Linked DNA regions of Homo sapiens: region 2 is linked to region 1. A link is a contact called in ENCODE Hi-C or POLR2A ChIA-PET data. All regions are on one chromosome and are shown on one strand. The core of a region is the stretch at or near the end of the contact, and the rest is flanking DNA. Distances in the headings are between cores, read along the strand shown.

Evidence for each region. A loop is a pair of places that touch in the nucleus more often than their neighbours do. ChIA-PET counts read pairs that join two places held with the same protein, here RNA polymerase II (POLR2A). Pooled maps may share reads with other maps.
Region 2: a loop to region 1 is called in a map with no recorded cell type, with 4 times the contacts of the local background. The contact joins two enhancer-like sites. A Hi-C loop is called at or near these places in 1 of 37 single-sample maps with no recorded cell type and 2 of 50 pooled maps. POLR2A ChIA-PET finds 5 or more read pairs at or near these places in 1 of 52 experiments (OCI-LY7).

The regions. Positions count from the first base shown.
Region 1 is chr15:67,781,117-67,788,249 of GRCh38, reverse strand. The region is part of intron 21 of MAP2K5 (mitogen-activated protein kinase kinase 5); the gene reads right to left. Among named protein-coding and RNA genes, the nearest start is that of SKOR1, 41 kb to the left of the region's middle. RefSeq lists an enhancer at 5,498-6,333. Within about 2 kb of position 3,954, at least 5 of the 41 ENCODE cell types and tissues checked have a DNase peak (open chromatin) inside an H3K27ac peak, as active enhancers do.
Region 2 is chr15:68,110,046-68,117,178 of GRCh38, reverse strand. All of the region lies in intron 2 of PIAS1 (protein inhibitor of activated STAT 1), which reads right to left. Among named protein-coding and RNA genes, the nearest start is that of PIAS1, 59 kb to the right of the region's middle. Within about 2 kb of position 2,663, at least 3 of the 41 ENCODE cell types and tissues checked have a DNase peak (open chromatin) inside an H3K27ac peak, as active enhancers do.

The DNA.
Region 1 (7,133 bases), core at 2,705-5,204:
GGGAGAAGGCCTGGGGGCCCCAGAGCTATACATTGTTTAAGTAAATAATGCTTGCAACCAGGGACTCAAATATATAAAGCAAAGTAGTTCCCTAATTACATATAAATCAACATCAAAGGCAACACACTTGCAGGTCCATGAAGAGGAAGCTGCCTCAGACCAGCAGAATTTCAAGGTGAGATCAGGGGCTGAGAAGTATCCAGAACAGTCTCCACACCTTAGGACGGTGCTGTGCCAACAAAGTTTACTGTTTTCTCATTCCTCCATTTTTTCCCAATTTTATTAAGAGCCTTATTATTTTTGGGTAATAGACTGCAGTAACATTTTTAAATGCTAGATTTTATTTGTCCTAGGGTCTGCCAGCACATGCTGTAATTAAAATGTTGATTAGTAAACAGTTTAAATATATGACAGACAATGCAGTTAAAGCCTACAGTTAGGTCAACATGTGATTTAGATTTGCCATTTAAAAAATCTCATTTAAATTTTGCATACATTAATCACTACCATACTTCAAGGTTCTGATATCCACCTGACTACAATATTAAAATAAAACTTGCTGCCCCAGGGAAATCCTACTTATTCTTAATTGTTTCGAGGCTTTGATGGGCTTTTAATCTAAGATTAATTTATGCAATTTTAAATAACTCTTCTTATGATTAATAAGCTTGAAAATTAAAAGGAGTCTAAAGCAATTATAATGAGCATTTGGTCATAACCTCATTAGAAGAAGGAGTGAAGGATACAGCTCTGGAATTCTTACAAGACTACAATTTAAGGTTACTTTTAGAGAAGTCAAACATAGTTCCTGAAATTGCAAAGGCAGGTTAGCAAAGGTCAGTGTTAAAATGACGGCTAGCTAGATTAGCATACTAATGATTTTCCCTGATAGTGACAGAAAGGACACAGAAAAGAAGATGCAGAAAGAGAGACAAGTGACATGCTGCCAAACAGCTACAAGCGCTGAACTCGGTTTCCCATCCTTTTGGCTAGAGACCTTCGCAAAATTTGAGAAACAGCCAAAGGGTTAGGACATTCCTATGCACGAATCAGCTTCAGCCAGAGGGTCTGGCCCACCAGGGGCAGGCGGAATCAGTCCTGTTGTCCGCCCTGCCTGCCTATCTATCATTGAACAGCCACTTCCCTGCTTAAGAACCAACAAGTGCGTCCAACTGCCCCACTACTCTCTGGTGTGCACAGCCCTTCCAGATCACACTGGCCCCATGCAGCTAACTTTACCCCATCATTTCCAAGGGTCTTTTTTGCTTTGGCTAGGGTGGGTTCTTCACTGTCCTTGTTCCCTCCGGTCTCAGCCTGTGCCATTTTCTCTCCCTGGAATGTCTTCCCTCTTGTTATTAGCAGTGATGATGATGACAATGACGATAAAAATGGTTACCATTTATTGAACACTTATTTTATGCCAGACACTGTGCTAAGTGTCTAACATTTTTATCTCACTTAAATTTCATGCTTTGCGATACTCTATTTTTGTAGATAAGCAACTAGAGGTGGAGAGCGTTCAGTAACATGTTGCAGGATGGACAGCTAGGAGAGGAAGGGAGAGGGAGGGGAGAAGCTGGCTTTCTGTTGTACCACCACTTTCCAAGTTCTGTACTCAGGCCCGAGCCAGGCATCCTCACTGACTACTACGGCCCCTCGGCCACTGTTCCGAGCTCCCGCACCACCCAAGCCAGCAGCTTGGCACTCATCTACCTTCTCTAAATGTTGCCAATGGGCATGTCTAGTCTGCTCCTGAGACATAGGTCTTTCTTATATTCTTTCTGAACCCATCATGGCACCTCACAGACCTGGACAACAAATACTTGTTGATTAACTGGTTTACAATAATTCCCTCCAACAAGATGCTCATTACATTTTACCAATAATAAAGGACAGACATGAAAAGTTATGGCTTCCAGTGAGTGGGGAGGAATGTGCTTCATCTTGTTTGGATTTTCAACCACAGAGACCACCCCAAGAGACTACCAATTCAGTGTACACCAATTGCAAACATCCGACATACATATAATTTATTCTAAGTCACATTAAACTTCCCTAAACACATGTATCTTCCAAGAGGCAACAAGCTGGAAATACCCAGGAACATCAGACAGATGAGAAAATCATGACCCAAAGAGGCTGAATGACCTCGTGCCCCATGTATGTCTCGCACTTCATAGTTTACAAACACTTTCATAACCTCCATCTTCTGTAAGTTAAAAAAAAAAAAACAACCTAACAGCTAAAAGCCCCCTGTGAAGTTGGTATCATTACCCCATTTTACAGATGAAGCAGCTCAGGCTCAGATGGGCTAAGTAAACAGCTGTTGCCTGCCCAGTTTCCTAGAGGTAGTGCCTGTACTTGAAGCTATATTTTCTGACATCCAATTCAATCTCTTTCCAGTTTCCCAGGTTGCTTCTTGGCTCACATTCACACGATAGACTGATTTGCAAGCTTTGAAAGACCATCCTTAGCCTCTCCAGGCTTTACGCACAACACATCCTGCCAGTTGTCAGATCACAAACCCTTCTACCTTTCCCCTCCTTCCATCAAGGTCATAGGATGAGCGAGGTCATGGCTCCATGCCAGGTCCCCTGCTGCCTCCACACCTCCAGCACCTGTGTTGGTGTGGACATCTGTGGGTTGTCTTCTCCTTGCTGTTTCCCCTCTCCCTTCAAGATGGACCCCGATTGTTTGGCTTCCTGTTTGTGTGACCTGACTACTTTGTTTGCATGTATGATGGATTTGTGTTTGCTGGATTAGTGTCTGATAGCCCTCTGTATTCCCTACAGCTGTGCCACTCAAGTAGTCGTCCTGTGAACTGCTTGCTGCTGGCCTGCAATGATACAAGTAGCCATGCTGCAATGTGAACCGCAAACAGCTTTCTTCGCTCACAACGTTTTGCTCCAAAAAGCTGAACTGAACTAAACAGAATGCTTTCAGACAGGCTTGATTTATATCCTGGCACAAATTCCTTATCTTCCTGTGTTTAAGAAACAGTTCGGGGCCGGGCACGGTGGCTCACACCTGTAATCCCAGCACTCTGAGAGGCCCAGGCAGGCGGATCACTTGAGGTCAGGAGTTTGAGACCAGCCTGGGCAACATGGGGAAACCCCGTCTCTACTGAAAATACAAAAATTAGCCATAGTGTTGTTCATGTGTAGTCTCAGCTACTCAAGGAAGGGCGGGTGCTGAGGTAGGAGGATCACCTGAGCCTGGGAGATTGAGGCTGCACTGAGCCAAGATCGTGTCACTGCACTCCAGCCTAGGTGACACAGTAAGACCCTGTCTCAGGGAAAAAACAACAAACAGTTCAGATACTACCACTGGTGCACAGCCCATACTCCGAGTTCAGCTAAACACGAATGTGCTCAGTAAAAAGTTTGTTGAGTTAAAGGTAATTTCTCCCAAACTTGAGGAACATCATCTCTTGGAAGTTGCCCATTTCTATACCCATGATGGCAGAAGTGGAAAGGCAGAAAGGTTTGTGACCAGACAGCTGTCAGGACACACTCTGCCCTCAGTTTTTGCCAAAACCAAAGAAACAATGATTACATAAATTCTCACAGCTTCCCCTCAGATAACCAACTAACAGACCAGGTGCAAACTGTTGGTAATTACTTCCTCTTTTGTGTTTTGTCTCTACTGAGGCTCAGGCTTCAACCAGGCCACCCTGCCACCTGGGGATGGGTGGAGAGTGTGTGCAGCCATCTGCTCTCTGCCTCGACCACGGCCCTGCAGATGCAGCCTGTGGCATCAAGGTGGAAGGGACCATAGGGAGGGAGTTGAGCAAAGCATCCTACAGGGGCATTGGCTTCACAAGCACACTCTGCTGAAATCCTACAAGTTTGTTTGTGTGGTCCTGTATTTGTATTTAGCTTTATTTTTCTAACTGCAAGAAATAGTTTGACTTAGCGGAAATTCTCTAAACCACAATAACAATCCTCTGCCTACTATGCAACAACGGGTGTAGCTTTGATGTTGTGCAGTAGGACAGTCCTGTGTTTTTCCTGGCTGTGTGACTCTAGGCAAGGAAATTAACCTCTCTGAGACCCAGTTTATGCATCAGTAAAATGGGAATAAGAATAATCCTTATAGTGTTCATGTGAAGGTCAAATGAGATAACTTAGATGAAAGAATGCTCTAACTTAAGTGTTTAAAATGTTTTATGTTTAGATCCATTTCTCTCTATATAATAAATCAATTTTTTAAAGATTATAAAACAGGATCCTTTCTGGATTCATCTTCAGCCCCAAGTTAGGTGCAATTGTTACTTCAATCTCTTCAAGTTTGTTTAGAGAAAATAAATTGTAGTATGAATACTGGCTAGTGTGGCTATTAGAGGCTCTGGTACTTTTACTTATGATATAAGCTGCCTTTCACATCTGTGTGCAGAAAAGTAATATACTCACATAAATACCCAAATGTCCGTGGGTCCCAGCTCACCTGTCACTCCATTCTCAAAGCCTCCCCAGATACCCCTAGCAGAAATTCATTTCACTTGTTAAATTCATATCATTTAAATTCAATGACCATATATTTGAGCATTCTACTCAGGCTGGAGACTGGGCTAGATGCTAAGGATACAAAGATAAGACATGATCTCTTCCTCGAGGGGTTGTGGTCTCTTTTATTGACTGTTACCACAAGTTACTGCCACAAAGCGTGACGAGTGCACTAACAGAAGTATTAGCCAGGGTGAAGGGTGACAGGCAAAAGGAAGTCCTCAACCCAACTGAAGCACGCTTAGCAAAGCTTCACAGAGGTTGTGCCAGTTGGGTTTCGGAGGTGGAGAAGTTCACCATCTGGCGGTGAGAAAACAGCACAAGCAAAGACATGACTGTGTGAGGATGCCTCACGCATCTGGGGACTGCCAGAAGTTTGGAGCACAGGACTCCACAGGAGTGGCCTGAGGTGAAGGGGTAGGTGAGGGTGGGAGGAGAAGGTGAGCGGGGGTCTCTGGCAATTCTCACATTCTATCCTGTGCTTGGCTGTGTCTACCCTCACCTTCCTCACTGGACTGTGAGCTGGCTGGGGGGTCAGGACTTGGGGCTGACATGCTGCCTCCTCGGTGTCAGGCAGGATGCTGGGCACAGAGCAGATGCTAAGACATAAAAATGGCGAGTGCAGACTGAAATGCACATCTGTGATTCCCACATCGGCTTCTCTCCATGTCTCACAACAGTAGAAAAGGCTTCTGCAATACAAATCTGCACCAGACGTGCAGTGGGTTATAATTCAGCCAGTCCCCTAAAAGCCATCCTTACACCTTCCTTCGGTGCTTAACCCACTTTCCAGATGATGCAGCACTGCTGCCTGCACAGGAGAGCTGAAAAGGGGGCCGTTTCTGAAGGCAGGAAGGAGACAGCGCCCAGCCGAAGCTCTGCTGACCTCCCTGACGGGAGGAAAGCTTGTTTTGGAGAAGGGACTTTCCAGTCCAGAGCTGGTGCCACAGGCCCTGCATAAACCAGCATTCCAGGGTTGCCGATCTGCCTTCCCCAGAGTTAGAGCGAGAGTATTCCAGAGGCAAAGCTGTGGCTTAAAAAAAAAGTCATGTTTAATTTAAAAATTAGAAACTGGAGCAGGCTGTGAGCACAGGGGTTGATTGAAACAAAATTTAAATTCCTGTCAAGCCCGTTTAAACACGGGGGCCCTTCATAGACAATTAGCTGCTCCCTGTGAATGCTGAATAAACTCAGGCCTGGTCACTGTGAGAAGAGAGGCGCCTACTGTGAGGCGCTGAAAAAAAAATTAACTAAAATCAGGCTGTATGAAATATTTAGCCTTCCAGTATATCACAGGGGTTTGAAAGTGTAAACAAGACAAAAATCGATTCCTCGGTGCCCTCAAATCAATCCCCCAAAATGGTTAGGGCATCTGTTTCTGCTAAATTTTGTTTACATCGGCAGATTTGCCTTAATTGCAGTTGTTTATCTCTCATTGTCCCTGGGGCCCTAATCTCCCGATTACTAATACTTAACACTCATTTCACATCTAAAGCTACTTCTAATCCTCAACAGGTTTTGGGGGCTCTTAAAATTATTGAAACCGCAGAGGCGGGAGACACTGCCTCTTTGTGAAAGGAACATTTTCTTATCTACTACCAGCTGGGCCCAATCATCACCAGGGATGGCTACAACAAAGGTGCTAAAAGGCTCTTCCACAATGACTGCTGCTCCACTGGGGATTCAGAGGATTAAAAAAGAGCTTTGATGGAAAAATCTGAACAAGAGGCTAAAGCAGTCCAGCCAAATAAAGTTACTGTCATAATCAAATGCTGTCAATCACCATGAAAATCCAATTAAAAATGTTTCAGCACAGCCCTCTTAAGTGGAAAAAATGTACCCTATTTATACAAATTTTTGTCAATGCCACACCAATCCCACAATTAGAAAGTCCTGCTATTAATTGAATCCCCCTCCCCCTCAAATTTAGAAAGAGATGCAGGCCATTCAGAAGCCTTCTGAGGAAGCTAAGACACACACAGGCTAACAATTAAGAGTCAATCGGGTTACATTTGAAAATTCCATTTTCATTTGTGTCAAGGGAACTTTTGCACAAATAAATGAATGGTACCTATTCTCCTACTTCAGAATCAGTGACCATTTATATGAAGAGACCAGAGAAACGGTAAACCACGATACTGGAAAGAAACTAGTCCACACTCCAGCAAATGTCTCTCGGTAGACCAAGGCCTAACGTTTAATTCTAATCTTGAAAATTAAATAGAGGACGGTAGGCCCAAATGTCTCTACTGCCTTTCTGCAGTCTCTAAATGGCCAAGTGAACCTCAAATTATCTGCAGGCAGATTTGGCCCCCCAAATAACTCTGTATCCGAAACCACAAGACTCACAATCCCCAAAGGTCTCTCTCAAAACTGCTACAAATTAAAAAGCAAACAACCCATTAAACAAATCCAGCTGGCACAACTGTAAATAGGAGCTTTCTAATATTTTCCCCAGCTCTTAAAATTCCTGGTTAGACTGGTTAATAATTGATAAGAACTGCATCTATTTATCGGTGTGTACTCACAGGAAAACAACTTTGCTACCTTCAACAGCAATTCCCAAATCCCAGGGACTAGCTTTAGGATCCTTTTATATTTCTCCCACAAACGGCTGAATGTCTCTGA
Region 2 (7,133 bases), core at 1,414-3,913, 330 kb before region 1:
GAGGCAGAGGCTGCAGTGAAACAGTATCATGCCACTGTACTCCAGCCTGGGCAAGACAGAATGAGACTTTGTCTCAAGAAACGAAACAGCAACAAAAAAACAAAAACAACAACAAAAAAACGCTAGAAGGGAGGTTTTTCAATGTCCTCATCACAAACAGACAATGAATGTTTAAGGCCTCATGCAAATTATTCTGACCTGAACACTACACAATTTATACATGTACTGAAACATCACATTGTACGCCATAAATATGTACAATTTTTATGTGTTAGTTTAAAAAACAAGAACTATATCAGGAAAATGCCCAAATATTTGGGAACTATTACACTTCTAAATAACCCCTGGGTCAAAGATATCAAAAGGAAAACTACAAAATATTTTGAACTGAATGAAAATGAAAACAAAAAATATCACAAGTTGTGGGATACAGCTAAAGCAGTATTTAGAGAGAAATTTACAGCTCTAAAATGCCTATATTAGAAAAAAAAGGTCTTAAATCAATGGTTTCAGTTTATACCTTAAGAAACTAAAAAAAGAGAAGAGAAATGAAACCCAAAGGAATCAGGAGAAAGAAAATAATAAAGATCAGAGCAGAAAATAATCAAATTGAAAAACAAAAATATAGAAAAATCAGTGACACCAAAAGCTGGTTTCTTCTTGAAAATCAAAATGAAATCTCTAGCAAGACTAATCAAGAGAACAAAGAAGAAAAGACATAGATTGTCGATATCAGGAATAAGAGGTTATATCACTACATATTCTATGGATGTGAAGAGAATATTATTAATATTTGGCGTACCTTTATGACAAAAACTTATAACTCAGCAAGAATGGACAAATGTCTTAAGACAAAAAACTACCAAAGTTTACTTAAGAAAAAAGATAACCTGAATAGCCCTACAAGAATCTGAATTTGTAATTTGATAACTTCTCTGAAAGAAAACTCTAGGCCCATGTGTATTCTCGGGGGACTTCTACCAAATACTTAAGAAAAAAATAATACCAACCCTACATAAATGTTTTCAAAACACTGAAGAATTCTACCTGACAAGAAAAAATATTGATTCTACACAAACTCTTCCCCATCCTCGCCAAAAAAAAATGGAAAAGAAAGAAATGCTTAACTCATTCTATGAAGCCAGTACTACTTTGGTACCAAAATGAGACCAAGACCTTATTAGACAAAAAATTACCAACCATTTACCTGTCATGAACATAAATGCAAACACTCTTAATAAAACTTTAGCAAATAAAATCCAACCATATGGAAAAACAATAATTTATCATAACTAAGGGAGATTTGTTGCAAAAATACAAGGCTGGTTCACCATTCAAAAATCAAGTCACCATATTAACGCACTAAAAAAGAAACACCATATTAACAGCTCAATAGATGAGGAAAACGCATTTGACAAAAACCCAACAACCATTCCTAATAAACACTCTCCAGAAACCAGGAATAGAAGTAAACATCTTCAAATCGATAATAGACAGCTATGAAAATTTACAGGAAACACTTTACTGAGACGTGAAAGAATCAATGTTTTCCCTCAAAAATTAGGAATGAGGCAGTGACATCCACTCTTACCATTTCTATTCAACATTATACTGAAGGTTCTTGCCAGCACAATAAAGCAAGAAAAATGCATCAAGACTGGAAAAGAGTAAAACTGTCTATTCATAGAAAATATGACCTATGTAGAAAATTCAATAGAATCTACAAAACGCTTCTAGAACAATCGAATTTAGCAAGGTGAAGATGCTATACAAAAACCAGTCGTATTTCCATATAATAACAGCAAACAATCAGAAACTGAAATAAAAAAAATACCATTTACAGTATAGCACCATGTACTGTGGAAGAGAGTTTGACAGTTTCTTACAAAGCTAAACATACTCTTACCATATAGTCCCACAATCACACTCCTTAGTATTTACCTAAAGGAGCTGAAAACATATGTCCACATAAAGCCCTCCACATGGATGCTTACAGCACCTTTATTTATACTGCCAAAACCTGGAAGCAACCAAGATGTCCTTCATTAAGGGTAAAAACAGAAGTCCCTCAAATTTTCACTTATCCTATGGCATCGTTTTGGGGAAAGATGAAATGTTCTAGTGGTGTTCATAATTAAGGGTACTTACAATGGTCATGGGGGATCTCTCTTGTGAATATTAAGAGCCTATTATGAGAGAAGATTTGTAACACCATCTCCCCGTAAGTATTAATTATCAAAGTTTCATCTCCAAGAAAGAAGAGAACTGCCCACAATAAGCAGAATATAATTACAACTCAAAATACATAAAAAGTGCAGAAAGAAAAGTTAAGGTTTTAGAAATTTCATCTTTTATATTGTTCCACAGAGAAACGAACTAGATCAAAAATAAAAAGACGAATCATGTTGCAATTTACATAAACTCAAAACATTGGAAGTAAAAAAAAAATCTAGATACATAAAATAATTGAGATTCTGATGATAGAAACACTGAGCTAATCTAAGAGGCTGTACTTTCAATTGCTCTAAAAATATTTGCTATTCCACCTCACCAGCAGAAAGAAAAGCTAAAAATAGTCATCTTTCTGTTATAGAATATTTCTTGCTGTCTTAGGGAAAGTGAAACTAAAGTTCCTATCTACGAATGTCAGCCTTACAATCTTTAATGAACCCTCTGACTTAGTCAAACAAAAACTTGACAACTATGTAATTTTTTAAAATATAGCTGGAATGATATAGTTTCATCATTAGGCTGTCAGCTCCCATTAAGAAAGAAGACTGCAGAAAATATGTTTTCTCCAATTCATATACTAAATCATTAACAAATTCATATTGCTTTGACTATCTTTAAATGGGAATTTTTAAAGGAAAGAATACTTAATGATATGAGAATACAGTCATAAAATATTAAGTGAAAAAGACAAGATATAAACATGAAGTATAGAGCATAAATAAGCAAATTTACATATTATGCGTTGAAAGATTGAAAAAGGCAGCAAAAATTGACTCCTTTGTAACTTTTATTTACAAAATTCTTCACATTGAGCATATGTATTGTTTTTATAATAATTTGCTTTTTATACCTTATACAAAACCAATATACTATACATGTATATAAGTGTGTGTGTGTGTGTGTGTGTGTGTGTGTGTATGAAATATATGCAGTCGTTTGCTAGAGCAAGAGAGAGACAGAGAGAGATCCTATTGCTAGATTTCTGAATTTTCAAGGTTGCAAATATTTCACAATAAATTGTGGCTAAAGTTCTTTGGAGTACAACAAAAATTACACATGAATTTTCCATTCATACAGAAATTACCTATACTAAGAAACAGGAAACAATTCCAACATGTAATACTATTAAACTTTAGCACTGTAAAACCCTTTGATTTCATTTTTATCACATCCTTTTATCAGGTTCCTAATAAGCCCATCCTTAATAAGCTTGCCTTATACTTTTCATCACCTTTTTTCTCTGGAGTTTAACTCTACCTATCCTAGTTATTCTAACTTTACATTATTCCTCAGATTAGTTTACTGAGTTAGTAGCTGGTCTCCTGGTAGACTTAATCAAAGGAGTCTATAAAGACTCCCAAGCAGCTCAGGAGTTAAAAGTATGGTAAATACACTTTATCTGGCTCATCTATTCTCTCACAGCTGGCAGACCATTAGGCTGTTTTAAGTCCAGCAGGGTTATGAAACAGGACTGGGTCAGTTCAAGCCAGCCAGCTATGAACCAAGTCTAATGATCAATGTTTGAATGTAAAACCAGAAAAAGTAAGCAGACTATAATTGGGATATTGATTTTCTTTCTTTTGCAAAACTTTCATTTTCTTTTTTTGTTGTTGTTAATGCAAGCATTCCAAGTTTTAAAAGAACATCTAAAATTGTACTACTTGACAGCAGCTGAAAAACATTTTGGTATACAATCTTCTAGGCATTTTCCTATACATACATTGATATGTACCTATGTATGTGCACACATATAACCACATGCATGTAATATACTTTGTTCCCCACAAAATTTGCATTGAATACACTTCTTAAAACATATTAAAGTCTTTCCATGTTAATAAACATATCTTTAATGGCAACTTGATGTGAAAAAAGTTTAAAATAATTTCAAATAAATAAACAAACCAATGTCATCATTTTAAGTAGCTACTTGGTATTCTACCATATAGATGTAGCATACTTTAACCAATCTCCTATTGTCAAACACTTAGGTCATTTTCATGTTTCCCTTCCAGAATTAATGCCTTGATGAATCCTTCCCTCCCTGGTTGTATGTGGGTGGATGCATCATGCATTTGTGTGTTATTTCCGAGACATACTCTTAGAAACAGAATGGGCAAGTCAAAAGACGAACACAATTTTAAAGCTCTTGTAAAAATTGTCAAATTGCTTCCAGAAATGTACCAATTTTCATTTGCATAACCAAATGGTATATGAGAGTTCTAGATTTCCTTGCCGACACTGGACAGTGAATAAGAAACATCTTATTGTCTTAAATTTGCATTTCTTTGACTTTCTAGAAATTGACTACTTTTCATACCCTTATTGGCCTTTTTCTGTATTGTGAACCACCCTATTAGGCTGTAGTAGGCATTCTTTACATTTTTTAAAAAGATTTAATTCTTCCAAACTGGGAAATGACTACTTTTTTTTGGTGGTATAATGGTCACTGATGACCTAGATAACAACAGTTTCTTTGGCATGAGCTAGTCAAAAACCTACCTGGAAAGGGTTCATGAGAGAAAGGAGGAAAGAAATCAAAGACAGTAAATTGAGACATCTCTGGAAAGGAATTTGTGGTGAAGGAAAAGAAAATAGGGATGTAGCTGGAGGGAAATTAGGAGAAAAGTAGTTTTTTTAAGATGGGGGACTGAGCTAGTAAAGAGGCAAAAAATTGATAATGTAGCAGAGAAAGAATTACTAAGCAATATCCTTGAATAAGCAAGTGAGTAGGATCTAATGTGCAAGTGTAGAATCTGGTCTCAGTACAGATACCAGAGCATTCACCCTCAGTTACAGAAGAAAACATATACGGTAAACGGACAGAGATGTAGGCACATGGGCATAAGGTATATATTGGTGGAAGCCTTTATAAGTTATCTTCTGATTGGTTCCATTTTCTCAGTGAGGAAGAAATAAAACGCAAAGTAATCACCAAAGAGTTACGGCTCAACAACAGTTGTTGGAAGTATGTAGTAAGAGAATAAGATACAAAAGTCACCTAAGAAAGTGTATGGAGAGTGTATGGACTAGGGTAATACTGTATGATGGCCAGGTAGGATTAAGCACCCCCAATCCACACACAAATTGTTTCTAACAGTCCTTTCTATATTAAAATATGTACTATGGTCATATTTCAAATATTCCCCCTTAGTTTATTCATTTTCCCGTTTAGTATAATAAACCTTTCTTTTTGAATCTCCACAATAAAATCTTAATGAACTCTCAGTAGTTTTACGCTAGGGAAAATTCCTTCCTCACCTCAATATTATTTAAATATTATCTATGCATTTATTTCAACGCAACCTGTACTTTCCTCTGATACTATTTCATTTTTAAGCATTTAAATCTTTAAACCATTTTGATATTAGTGTTAAATTGCAGGATAGGAATTTTACTTTTTAACGGCCAATTAGGTACTCCTGAACAATTTAACATCCAATTCATACCTCTAATTAGTAATTTCACTTTTATGTTATTTGAAAATTGTATTTCTACTTTATTAACTGCTTATTCAGGCACCAGTTCCACAGCTTAAATTACTACACCCCTGCAATATATAGAGATACTCTCTTTTCAGAATTCCTCTGGCTATTCTTATTTTTTCTTCTAGATTATTTTAGTCATGATGCCTAACACACCCAACTTCGCCTTCTAGTTAAATCTTGCCAACCCTTACCTCTGACCACAGAAGTAGGATTGAGCAGATGCTGACAGGATCAGGGAGCATAATTTTCCCAGGGATAGCCCATCTACTGGCTTCTGGACAATCAATAAAATGAGAAGGCCTAAAAGGATCCATCCATTAGTGACAGATTAACTAAAATCAACCCAAAGCAGTTTAATTCAAGATTTGGAGTATGGAGTATGGGGACTAAGAGCAGATAACCATAAGCAAACAAAACAGATGCTTACAAATATATACGGATGCCACAGAGGGAGAGAAAAAAGCACACAGCCAACCAGAGAAAGTACATATCATAACTGTCTGATACTGGTTTTAAACCCTATATATTCAATACAATAAACTTTTCTTAGGTAACCTGAGGTATTATGCTTTCTTGCAATAAAAACAGTCTACAACAAAATGAAACTTTAGAATCATTTGATTAAGTTCTCCTCTTCCCGTCACACCCCTCTCTACTAAACTAGATTTTAAACTGCAACTACATAGAATTTATTGAGAATAAATACCTTTTTTTTTTCTGGAGACAGGGTCCCACTCTATCACCCAGACTGGAGTGCAGCCTTGATCTCCCCAGGCTCAAGTGATCCTTGCACCTCAGCCTCTTGAGTAGGTGGGACTACAGGCACGCACCACCATGCCCAGCTAATTTTTTTTTCTTTTTGGAGAAGAAGTTTCACTGTTGTTGCCCAGGCTGGAGTGCAATGGTGCGATCTTGCCTCACTGCAACCTCTGCCTCCCAGTTTCAAGCAATTCTCCTGCCTCAGCCTCCTGAGTAGCTGGGATTACAGGCACCCGCCACCACACCGGGCTAATTTTTTTATTTTTAGTAAAGATGGGGTTTCACCATGTTGGCTGGGCTGGTCTCGAACTCCTGACCTTCAGGTGATCCACCCACCTCGGCCTCCCAAAGTGCTGGGATTACAGGCGTGAACCACTGCACCCAGCCGTAAGTATCTTTCAAAGGACTGTCTTTCTATATATTAAAATATTTGGGGGCCTGTAAAAAATTTTTTCTTCAAATAGGTCCTGTACATTTGAAAAGTATTCTTTTGTTTTCTTTTTTATTGTTGCATGAGATTTTTCTTCAATTTTCTAATTCTTAGCGGACATACCAATATTTCTCATAGTGAGCTGCATGAGAATATACCTTGAGATATTCTGGAGGAAAAACGGTTTCATGTTCAAAGAATTTGGGGAAACTGATGCATAAAAT